Regions from separate parts of the Mus musculus genome. Here region 2 is linked to region 1. A link is a contact called in ENCODE Hi-C or POLR2A ChIA-PET data. All regions are on one chromosome and are shown on one strand. The core of a region is the stretch at or near the end of the contact, and the rest is flanking DNA. Distances in the headings are between cores, read along the strand shown.

Region 1 (5,922 bases), core at 1,667-4,166:
GTCTGTGCTCTTAACTGCTGTGCCACATCTCCAGCCCCCTCAACAACTTTTCAGATGAGAAAACCACAATGACGTTCATTTTATAGATGAAGACATTGAGGCTCATATAAATGGAACTTTTGTGGTATAAATAGGGAGTGGGGATAAGCATGGACCCTGTAGGACCAGTGACCTCTGTGGCTTTTCTCTTCTGGCTGGAACCTGAGAAAGGAAAAAGCACTAAGAGTGAACCAGAGTTCTCAGAAGAAATGGGAAACTGAGAAAATCACTAAAACACAAAAATAATCATTAACTAGAGGAAGGGATGCTAACACTATGATAAAGATGTGGCAGGGTACCTGCATTACATCACTAACTCTTTCCTGGGCTCATCCTCATGCCCTCCATTCCCTATCCTTAGTCTCCATCCCTGTCTATGTTCTATTATTAAGAGGAATTTTTTTCTGTACCCAGATCTAGACAAGCACCCTTTAACCTGCCTCAAACCATGGCGTATTTCCCTTCACCTTTCTGTCCTTTACTATCTCTCACAGCTTTTCCTCAACATTTTTTTTGTTTAATCCAGAGGACTATTTATCAGATAAAATCTATCATTAGGTAATGCTTTAAGAACATGTTTCCCATCAGTAAATGGATATTACGTAAACCCTAGGACCAGCCATGCCCTATGGTAAATGTTACCCTAAAAAGGAAATTCATGACTCACGATTAGCTGAACAGCCAACAGAGAAGACAAGGAGTTCCCATTTATGAAAATTAGTATTGTCTGATTGGTTTTTAACCCACCCTCTGCCCGAGGGTCCTTTGAGTCATGCATACATGTATAGCATGCAAACTGGCAGGGACTGATTGGTTAGAGATGAAGTCAGGGTGATTTAAGAGCCTATATTTATAGTATCTGCGTATAAGGAAAAAAATCTCCGTTTTGTGCAGTGACCTATAATCAGGAATTTCCTGGCAATACACACACACGCAGGCACACATACACCAGATCCTGTAGCTTACCTGCCCCAGCAGGCCAAGAGTGCCGCTCCTCCCTGGTTCTCCTCTGTCTGTCTGCTGAGCTTCAGGGAGGTGCTCAGACTTGGCAATTCTCAATGCCTACATTGCAGCCTAAAGGACTGCTTGTTTGCTTCATGACTTCAGACACAAACTCCGAGCCTCAGTTTCCTCCCTCATGGAGGTGTTGTGAGGATGAGAGCAGATAAGGCCACTTTTATGTAATACATCACTTACATGTTGATGCTGTTGAGGAAGACAACAAGGTTGCAGCTGTGGGACATTCTGCACAAGACAATGGTGGCTATAATGTTGAGGGTTGCTTTGTTCTTTAGACCTATTTAGTTTTATGTAAGTATGCCGTCACTGTCTTCATACACACCAGAAAAGGGCATCAGATTCCACTATGGATGGTTGTGAGCCACCATGTGGTTGCTGGGAATTAAACTCACAATTTTTGGAAGACTAGTCAGTGTGCTTAACCACTGAGAGATCTCTCCAGTCCCCTGATGTTGAGATTTTCTGTAGGGAGGCTCCAGACACATTTCAGAATCCCCAGTTCTGACTTCTTTGTACTGGAAACAGTGAGACTATAGGTCCAGTCCCCTCTTCTTGAAAATCTATAATTGGCCAGGGACCAATATATAGGTTCAGGAAGACAGCAATGCGACAAAATTTACAGACTGTAGTGATCAGTAAACTATGAAAAATAAATTTGGGCCACTTCCATCCTAGATGTAATGAGCCACATCTCTGAAAAGCAAGGTCTTCGTTTTGATAAGCTCCTGACCAATCCCATAGATACTAAAGTTTGAAGCTCATTTGCAGCATCTAAAGCGTCATTGCTCACTGATTATCCTTCCCTTCATTTGACAAGCTGATGGTATTCCTGAGCTGGGCGCTAGCACTAAATGGTTTGTGTGCATGGACCCATCCAGTCCTTCCAACAGGTGTAGGCTGAAGTTGTAACTAACTTCACCCTTCCAGCCAGACTAAGAAAAACATACATTTCACATGCTTACATGTGATAAGTGTACGCAAGGGAGTACAGTAAAGAGACGGCTTACATGACTGTACAGTAAAGAGACGGCCTACATGACTGTTACATTAGGGAAAAGGTTTTTAATGGAAAATATCTAGAGGCATTTGGGAGAGTCCAGAGCAGAGAGAAAGAGACTGGACATGACCAGAGATAGGGAAGCAAGAAAGTATACAGGAGATGAAAGCAAGAGTTAGAGAACAAAGCATATTGAGAGAGCAAGAGGATAGCAAGAAATAGGGAGAGAGATAGTTGGGGGATAGAGAGTAGCAAGTGTAGGAATAGAGATGGAGAGAGTGGAGGAGAAGTAGCTGGAGGGGAGGGAGGGAAGGGCAGGATGCTAGCATAGACTAGGAAAGGTGAGACATGTACTTGTGATACTGAGGAAGCCTGATGGCCAGCATGCACTTTGATATGCTGATTGGCACCACAGGTAGCCATATGTCCCATCTGCAAGAGCTAAGGAAAATGATTTATTTTGGCAGATCAAAATCAGTTTTGCAAGATCCCCAGGAATGCTGGCTTTTATCTACCCTTCACAAATCCTTCTATAGGCCACTGAGCTCATTTCTGCATACTTGGATTGCCTGAGACCTAACATTCCAGCCTTTTGTTGATGATAAAGTGCAACAGGTCCCTCCCTTCTATAACTGCTTCTCCGCTGGGCAGGGCCATGGTCAGAGGTAGGAAAGTCTAGGAAGGCTAGAATATGAGTCGAAATTAGGGAGCAGGAATTGTAGGTGCTAAGGGCCCAAGGAACACCGGAGGATAGCCTTGGAGTCGGCCCTTGGAAGCTGTACTTTGCAAGCAAGTTCTCTTTCACTGGACTGGACAGGCTCACCAGGTAGAGGGCTTCTTCGGCAGGATAACTTGGGGCTGGCAAAGTGTAGGCCATTTCAGAGCAGTCATCGGGGCTGCCTTTGGGTTCCTGGATGGTGTCAGCTGACTGGAAATCTGCTGGGACAGATACAGACTGGGGACAAAGGTCTGTGATCTGCACTGCAATCGTCATTGTGGAGAAAGAAGTTAATACGTGTCTGTAAACAGTGACAGCAGACGTCTGGATCGGAGCCATAGCAAAACAAGGCTGAAACGCTATCAACAGAATAGTAGCATAAACATTTCTTTTTTTTTTTTGTAACATGACAGAAATTTCTCAGCAGGAAAGAGAACAAAGAGGAAGAAGAGCTTGAGGCTATATATAGACTGGACAGAGATGTTTTTAGCACAAGAGGTACTTTTAAGTCTATATTTAGAAAACAACCAAAGGAAATTTAAATTTTTGGGGCGAGTGACCATCATAACAATTGCTTAGAGTAGATTAATAACCTAACAGAACCCCAGTGAGTAATGTTAAACTTTGCATTTTGAAGCCTTAACATCATGTATCACCTTTAAGTCTCATTTTTTCTTTTAACTTAACCTTAGATCCCTTTCCTCAGGCCTTCATGACTTACCTAGACTTTCAACATTCCCCTCCCCCACAAATCTGGAAGCGTTCAGTCATTTTCTGTGAGGCACAGATGCTTGAATACTAAAAGCAGTCCCTGGAAAAGCAAGTTCTATCTTTAAAAAGAAACAGTAAAAAGTAAATTTTTAGTCAATAACAGCAGCATGGTAGCTTGATTTCTGTCTTTCATGGAACCTGTTTTGAGAGTTTATCTTTTGCAGTGTGAAGCCTGTCAGTAAGATAAACTTGCCTCTGAGTTTGCTTTTCTCAGCAGGAGACCTTGTAGCTCTAAGGGAAGCAAAGCATTTAGGAAATGGGTTGGCCAGCTAGATGCAGCCTTGGTGGGAGGAGCCAGGTAAGTCAGCTGTTGTTGCCAAACTGATGAAGCTAGGGCTTGCCACCATTACCATCACAAAGATCTGAGAAAAATAAATACATTTGAGCAAAAAGTACAAACCAAGTGGCCGCTGTATTAATTAAGAACAACAGAGACACCTCATTGGGTAGCTCAGTGGAGCCGGCCCAAGGGCATGAGAGCAGGAAAGCCAACCCTGCCCATTGCTAGCTGTGGCATTGGGTGAGCTAGCCAGTGTTGGAGAGCTTGCTCTGGTGGTGTAGGTATGGGAGAGCTGGGGGGTTAACCAACTCAGCTTTCACCCAGTCCCAGATCCAGGGCTTTGAGTTGGCCCACCTCAGCAGCTACTTCAGCTATGAACTTATGGAACAAAAGAAGGAGCTGTCCCATAGATATAAAGCTAAAGAATCTCCATGACACAGGGCAGCAAGAGGATATCAGAGAGGAGTCCCAGTGACGATCCGGTATTGATAATGGAGGCTTCGATCCAGACCAGTGACTCACTGTGATGAATATTTGCAAAGGGTGTACAATGGCACACACTGTGACACATTAAAGCCTCCATGATGTTTGTTTGTTTTCTGTTGTTTGTTGTTTTTGTTTTTCTTTTGAAGGGGGATGTTCCAAGGGTGGAGAGAGGATAGGAAGGGACAGGGAGGTGAATAGGACTGTAGCGTATGATATGAAATTCACAAAGGATTGATATTTTTTTTTAACGGCAGACTTACTCCCTATCTGGACAGACAGCCTGGGATCCTCCATGGTGATCTTGATGGCTTTGTTTGTCAGTCATCTGCCACCTCAAAGGACAGTACTAAGTTTTTAAATGCCACACAGAGCAGCGTCAGCTTTCAGGCACCAGACCCAGAAGCTCTGAGAGATTTTTTTCTGTGGAGAAAAAACTTTTGGGATTGCCCTACCTTGAGGAGGCAGAGGAGCAGTCTGCCCAGTAGTGTCTATAGTTTGGGAAGGGCCAGACAGTAGGCAGGCGAGGCACGATATAGTCTTTTACTTAGTACTCAATGTTACTACACTCAAAGCAAACTCCAGGTGGAGTCTGTTGCTGCCTGTCTTCTTTTGGAGGTAGACTTAGCTGCTGCTACCAGAAGCTACTATTTCTATTAGGGGAAGTCTGTTTATTAAATACCTTCAATGTCATATTCATCAGATCTCTGAGTAGTTTGAGAGCCATCATCTAATTTATTAAGTATAGCTGACTTTAAGCAAACTTTACTTTGTTTTAGTTACTTGCTTTAGGCTTAACATTGACAACATATACAGAAGGTTAAAGTTTATCCCAATAGATGAATTTTATATTTGTATTTAGCATGACTGCAAAGCATAGTTCTGAGCACATTGAGGAATTTGATCATTTATAAGTTGACTGACCATTAACTTAAATGCCTTAGTTATCTTTACCAGTTTACAATAAGTTACTTGTTTTTATAAGATTAGGATTTTACAGTTTTATTCCTATTAAAATTTGAAGATTCAACTGAAGATCCTTTAGCATCAAAAGAAAACTTTAAACTATAAATACAGTTCACAGAGAGATCGAGTACTTTATTTTCCCAATCCTTTTATAGCATACCATTACAGCATATTTGATAGTTTTAGTGTGATGCAATTTATCTAAATAGCTAAAATTTAACATAGAAAAGCAATACAAAGATGCTATACATATACCTTCATGTTAGTTTCTGCTACCTTGAGTAGACCTTAGGAATGTATAAACTTTAATCGTTAGATATAAGTTATTAGTATGTTCTATTTTATATAAACAAGAATTGAGTCCAAGGTATGTGTAAATCGTTTGCTATAGCAAATCTAGTTTTTAAACAGAAGTTGAATCTGTGTTACGTACAAGCATGCTGCTCTAAATTAAGATTATCTGTGTAAAGATTTTTTTAAACTATCAACCATTTCTCTTAAAAATTTTAAGTTAGCTTTTCATTACAGATTTTATAGATATTTTAATCATATGGAATAAACTTAAAAATCCTGAGATCCAGACAGTTTAAGCAGTGGTTGTAAGAGACGTTTTGAGAGTAGAGAGGAAAGAAAGCTTAGAGATAAGAG
Region 2 (5,922 bases), core at 2,522-5,021, 170 kb after region 1:
TCTTTCACTTTGCCCATACCTCCACTTCCTTAGCAAGGAACGGTTTCAGGTTATGCGGTGCCACAGCACTTAGTTCCTATAGACTTCATGGTAGTTACTACATAGTTTTGAATTTCTTTGCTTTAAAATATGTGTTCTTAAGGAAAATTTAAATATATACATTTATATAAAGTAAACAAGGAATTTAATGAGCTTCTGTGTCCGCCATCCAAATCCAACAACTACCAGAATCTTTCCATTGCTAATTCTTACATCGTTCCTATTACCCCATACTTCCAGCTATGCTACATCTTGCTTTTTACATTAGATGTAAAATTGACACATACTGAAACATGTAATTTCAAATAGATGTGTTTATGAGACATGAACATCTATCAAGGCTTTCAACATTCTCACTGACTGGGATAGTTTCATCATGTCCATTCACAGTTTGGCTCAGTCACTTTCCCTCCGCAGGCCCCTCTAGGTCTTTTTCTTTTCTTCACCATAGTTTGTTTTGAATGTGTGAGATTATAACATCACAAGAATGCCGTCTTAGTATGTGAGTTCATCATTTCTTATAAATACTGTCACAAAGCTTTAGATCTCCTCTTTTCTACTTTCTTCCAGTACATTTTTTGATATTCATTCATGGCCTTATAATATCTTTTCACCATCCCCATCTTGTCTCTTTCACCAGTGTGAGGCTCACATCTTCCCAGCCCATCCCTAGGGTTGGACACATATCTGGTATTCTTACAAGAACTGTGAGTATGACGATACTATTGCCTTTCTTCAACCAAGATTCATGAAGGTATGGTGATGTCAAAGCACTTGATTGCCATATTTTCTGCTGTGTGGCATGATCCCACTGGAGTATGGAGCAATCATAGGAATTAAGAGATGAAACCTGGAGAATAAATGGTCATTTAAGACATAATTGGAATTCCTGGATGACTCTTATGAGTTTCAGTTTCTTCTTAAATCACCCAATTGTGTGAATCAATAAAAGTGGCTATTTGCTTCAACAAATTTGAGTTACAGTTTTTCAAGCAATGCAAAGAATTATTTATAATCCTTAATAATTTATAATCCTTATAATCTTACATCTTGATGTCATTATTTACAACTCCAGAGGCATTCAAACTATTCAAGGATATGGGAGCAATAAATATTTGAGAATATATGATCCAAGAGGAATTCTGGCCCATATGTTATGCAATAATGTCATTAATTTTTATGACAGACCTTAGCACTCAGATGCCACTATCATTTCTGAGTGTACTCTTTATTATCTTATATCTATATATTGCCATCAAATACTCAATGACTAATGAATGAAAACAATGAACATTTGCAAAAAGTGAACACATTCTTCTTTTCCCTGTAGAACATTTGTTAACAGAAATCTGTCATGTAAAGTAGATGAGGAATTGTTTACATTAACGATGTTATGTATTCATGTATGCCTATGCATACATCTGTTTATTTGTGTACATATGCTTTTCTGTATCTTTAAATTTATGTGCTTGTGTGCCTAAATATAATTATATGTATGATATATGAGGATGAAGTGGTAATGTAAGACTATACAAATATGGTCATACAAAGTGTGGTTGGCTACACATGTGGTTGTGTGATTTCTATCAGTGTGTCTATGTATATCTGTTTGTATCATGATTTAATTTGCAGCTGTGTGACTACATGTGTATAAGAGTGAGCATGACTTCATATGTATACATCTGTATACTCTACTGCTGTAATTTAGATATGCTTTGATCTAGTCTCCACAGGATTCATATGCTGGAAGCTTGGTCCCCAGTGTGGTGATGTTGACAAGTGGTAGAACATGTAAGTTGTGAGGACTTGTGGGAGGTAATTATGTCACTGGGAATACTGGGTTCCAATGGGATTGATGCTGGTTTCTTGGAGTGAGTTAGATTTTCAGAGAGCAGACTGTTAATGAAGAAAGGCAATCCCATGTGCTTGCTGCCTTCTGCATGGAGCCATTTCCTCTTCTGTTTTTCAGCCACATTGTGTCAGCTAGTATTTTATAAAGTACTCAAGATTTGTTATTTCTTTCCATAAATTGTAGCCTGAAAATGTACATTTCCCATAGTCCCTGAGGCAGCAGACACATTCCGTTCTGGGATAGGTTAAGGAAGAGCTGGGGCAATGCATAATAGGTATTAAGCATCCGACCGTTTGCACAACATTTCTGTGATGTAGTTTCAGATGGTTCTGTAGTAGAGGTCAGTCACCTGATTTCTAGTGCTAGTTGAGCTGTGGGGTCTTTTGGACTCAGCCTGGTCTGGTGTACACAGCATTAGGGACTCACTTTCTTTCACCGTGTTTCTTTCCTCTGTGTGCCTTTTATCCCAAGGTCCTTTTATTGTTTAAAATGGCTGCTGGAGGCCCAGCCACAACACTATTTTTGCTACTGGTCATATGCTATTTAAGAGGACTCAAATAAAAACTCAAATACAGCAAAGACGAGAAACAGCTATCCACAAAGGCCAACACACTAGTTTATGTTTAGCAACGAGGAGACCTTTCAGGTTCCCACCCAAGCCATAGACTGTGAGGCAACAGGCGCGTTGCATTTCTGGGATACATTAAGGAAGAGCTGAGCCAATGTAGCATGTGTATTAAGCATCCAAACTTTTGCAAAACATATACATGTCTGGTACTTAATTTGTTCTTCATAGTGCTCCGGAAAGAAAGACAACCAGGTCTTAATATTATAATTCCCGTTGTATGCTTGGTCCACATGACTAAGTAACAGATCTGAGACTGTGCAGACAATTTTTTGAATAGCTGGAAATGCAATCATAGTGTAGATCTTAACAGTTAGGTTCTTAACTGTCCGGATGCTGAGACCCTTTATAATAGTTCCTCAGGTTGTTGTGACCCAACCATAAAATTATATTTTTTGTTACTTCACATATCTACTTTTGCTATTGTTATGAATCATAATGTAAATATCTGATATAGGTCACCAAAGAAGGTTGAACACTGCTTGTGTAGAGGAAAATAAATCCAAACCAAGACCTCCAGGAGAGTGCAGGACTAATCCTGTGGCCTCAGCCTCACCGAGTTCTTACCTGGATGACGGAGAGAGATCGATCACTCGTTTACTCTCAGGTCATGTGGATACTAGTCTTAACATAATAAACACACTAGGTCTGACTAAGGAAGTCTCTGTTATCGAGAAGGGTTGGTTTTCGCAACCTTGGAATAGTCCCCAGGAAAAGAAAAAAGAAAAAAAAGAAAAAAAAAAAGCCAAACCGGTTTTGGACTCTCAGTATCTAGCGATGAGGGTACCGAGAGTCCATGTAGCTTACTGGTATGTCAACTTCTCAAAGGCAGGGGTCATCTATCTTTTAGATTTACGGTGTCGTCTCTACCTCAAAGCCTCGACCACAGCATAAAGTGTGAGAGTTCCTGAAAAGCACCAGGTATAAAGGGTTCAAGGAATTGAAGCCCATAGCAATCCTGGTGCTCAGCCGAGGGCGATTTAACAGGAAATATCCACCACATACTGTAGGTTGGCTAGGTTAGCTGGCGCTCAGAGGGGATTGCTTAGATTGAGCCGTCTCTGTTGCCTGGGCATCTTTAAAATCCAGGCAGCGAAAGGATTTTGAAATGCAAACCCAAGACTTACAGTACAGTGGGGAGGAGCAGGGCTCACAAGTACTGGCCATTCACGGTGCCCGTTTCAAAGGACCAATCAGGTTGCTCCTTACAAGGGTTGCTGGAGGGGCTGGACTGAAGCGGGCGGAGTCACAGCTTGTTTGGACCGCCCTGCTGGGTGCGGTGCGGCTGTGCATGGTGGCCTGCTGGCCTGCTAGCTAGAATGTGATTTCATATTGGACAAGTAAGTGACCCTCCCAGGGGTTCTTGCAGGCACGCAGGCTCTTAGCCAGCTCCCCCCAAAAGCTTCTCTAGCCTGCTAAATGTTTCCCTCCTTCACCTTTGGGTCTCACAGCCAGGCCACTGGTTGGCCTTTCAGTTTCTTGTGTATTCTGGGTGAGGTGTCTTGCCCAAGGGAGAGGCCTTTACTGCATCCCAATGACTGCCCTACAGATGTCTGGGGCCTAAGGCCCTATCTCTCTGAGTAGTGTACAGTTAATTAAATAAAGTGTTTTTTCTTTCTCCCAGAAAAGAGAATTTTGCAATGCACCCCCGCCCCGCACCCCAATTTGGGGACAATTCTCTAAACATTTTAAGTCGTTGATTTCAAGTTTGGCAATGTAAAAGCGTTTCAAGGCTGGTGCTGTTTAAGGCTATAGAAGCTGAGCATCTGGAGATAGTGTTTGGTGCGTACTTCAGTTTAAATGGGATAATGCCATCTGTCTTGTTACAGGGCTGCAGGCCAGGAAGGGTATAGGGGGATCTTTCCATGTTTATGAACTTCATGACCATTTCAGGATGGAGACACACACTGTGGGGGAACTCCTCTGTCACTGGTCCATTCACTGGAGCACTGCTTACATTTTAGCTCGAATTTCTTCTCCTAGTTAAAGGGCAAACTGTGGCCAAGTTTGACTCTTTTTTGATCAAGTGTGTGTGTGTCAATTCAAAAGGTCCCATTGGATTGTGCTTTTAGGGAGCAAATCCATAAGGAAGAATTAAAGTCTGAGTTTGTGGCTGGATTTGTAGATTTGTCTTTTGTTTCATTTTCTTGTCCTTTTTAAAGGGTTTCCCGTCTTTACTGTGAGCTATGTGAGTCCTGATGTTTCTCTTTTCTGTTGCTAGCTGGGGGTGCTGCTAGTCTGTCTTCTGGAGTCTCCTTCTAATGCAGCTGTCATGCTTGGTCTTGACTTAAAGGCTTCTGCCCTGGCTGTATGAATAAGAGCCCCAGAGGACTGCTCCTGACTGATGGGGTCTGGGGTGGAAAATAGGGGATGAGGAGGGCCTATGGATGATTTTTTTTGAGGGGGGGGGGTGGCTTAGGATTAGGAAGTCAAAGTTTGCAAGTAAGGAGGAGGGAATAACCCAGTTGGTGGAGCACTGTGTTTCTGGGAAGGGTGCCAGGTTCTTATCCAGGCTCTCATGAATTTTGCTGGGCTTTGTCTTCTGGAATTTAGTTCTTTTTCTATAACCTTTATCTAAAAACTACAGCCAATTATTAGCCTTTTTAAGGACGACGACGACAACAACAACAACAACAACAACAACAACACCAGGTTGGGGAAAGCCCCGTCTTTAAACTCCCAGCCAGAAGGGGAGTCTGACATAGTTCTTTGTCTGGATTGTGCCATAGAGATCATTTAACTCTTGAGATGATCGCAGGCAGAGAGGTGTTCTCAGCCAGGGTAGTTAGTAGCAGCCCCATGTAGTAGTGACTGACATACAATTAACTGTATATTTTAGATTCCATTTGCTGAGATTTTAAGCATTCCAGCATCATTGATGATAATGGGTTTTGATTTGTAATTTTCCTTTCTTGTATTTTCTGAGTTATATTTTCTGACTAATATTGGCCTTAAAGAATCAGTTAGGGAGTATTTTTACGCGTGTGCACGCATGCGCATGCACACACACACACACACACACACACACACACACACACACACACATTTTCTCTCTAGTGGTTAGTAGAACTCACTAGCAAAGTCATCTGGGCCTGAAGCTGTATGTGAGGAATGCCAGCGACAAAGCCATTTGATCTAAAAGCCTCCTTACACTTCCTGTTGCTATGAGAAACCCATGAGAAAATAACTTAAGGCAGGAGAAGTCATTTTGGCTCACGATTTCAGTTCACTATGGTAGGAACAACTCACATCATGGACAGCAGGGAGATGACTTTAGGTCTAAGATGTTTTTAGGTTTGTAGTAGAAGTTAGGATGGAAAATAATAGTATGGAACTCTGGACTCACCAAGACAGGATAGATAATAGAGTTAGATCTAATTGTTGCCAAACACAAATGGACTGAACA

The links. A loop is a pair of places that touch in the nucleus more often than their neighbours do. ChIA-PET counts read pairs that join two places held with the same protein, here RNA polymerase II (POLR2A).
Region 2: a loop to region 1 is called in a map of heart, with 2.0 times the contacts of the local background. The contact joins the promoter of Fggy here to the enhancer-like site in region 1. A Hi-C loop is called at or near these places in 1 of 37 maps with a recorded cell type or tissue (heart). POLR2A ChIA-PET finds 5 or more read pairs at or near these places in 1 of 5 experiments (Patski).

The regions. Positions count from the first base shown.
Region 1 is chr4:95,382,700-95,388,621 of GRCm38, forward strand. No RefSeq gene overlaps it. Among named protein-coding and RNA genes, the nearest start is that of Gm12707, 100 kb to the right of the region's middle. Within about 2 kb of position 2,917, at least 1 of the 3 ENCODE cell types and tissues checked has a DNase peak (open chromatin) inside an H3K27ac peak, as active enhancers do; it is heart, where a contact is called at or near this core.
Region 2 is chr4:95,553,736-95,559,657 of GRCm38, forward strand. It overlaps Fggy (FGGY carbohydrate kinase domain containing), which reads left to right and starts at 3,772. Exons shown (of 16, transcript NM_001113412.1): 1 at 3,772-3,856. Gm40206 (a long non-coding RNA gene) reads right to left here and starts at 3,631. Exons shown (of 2, transcript XR_867942.1): 1 at 3,084-3,631; 2 at 1-889.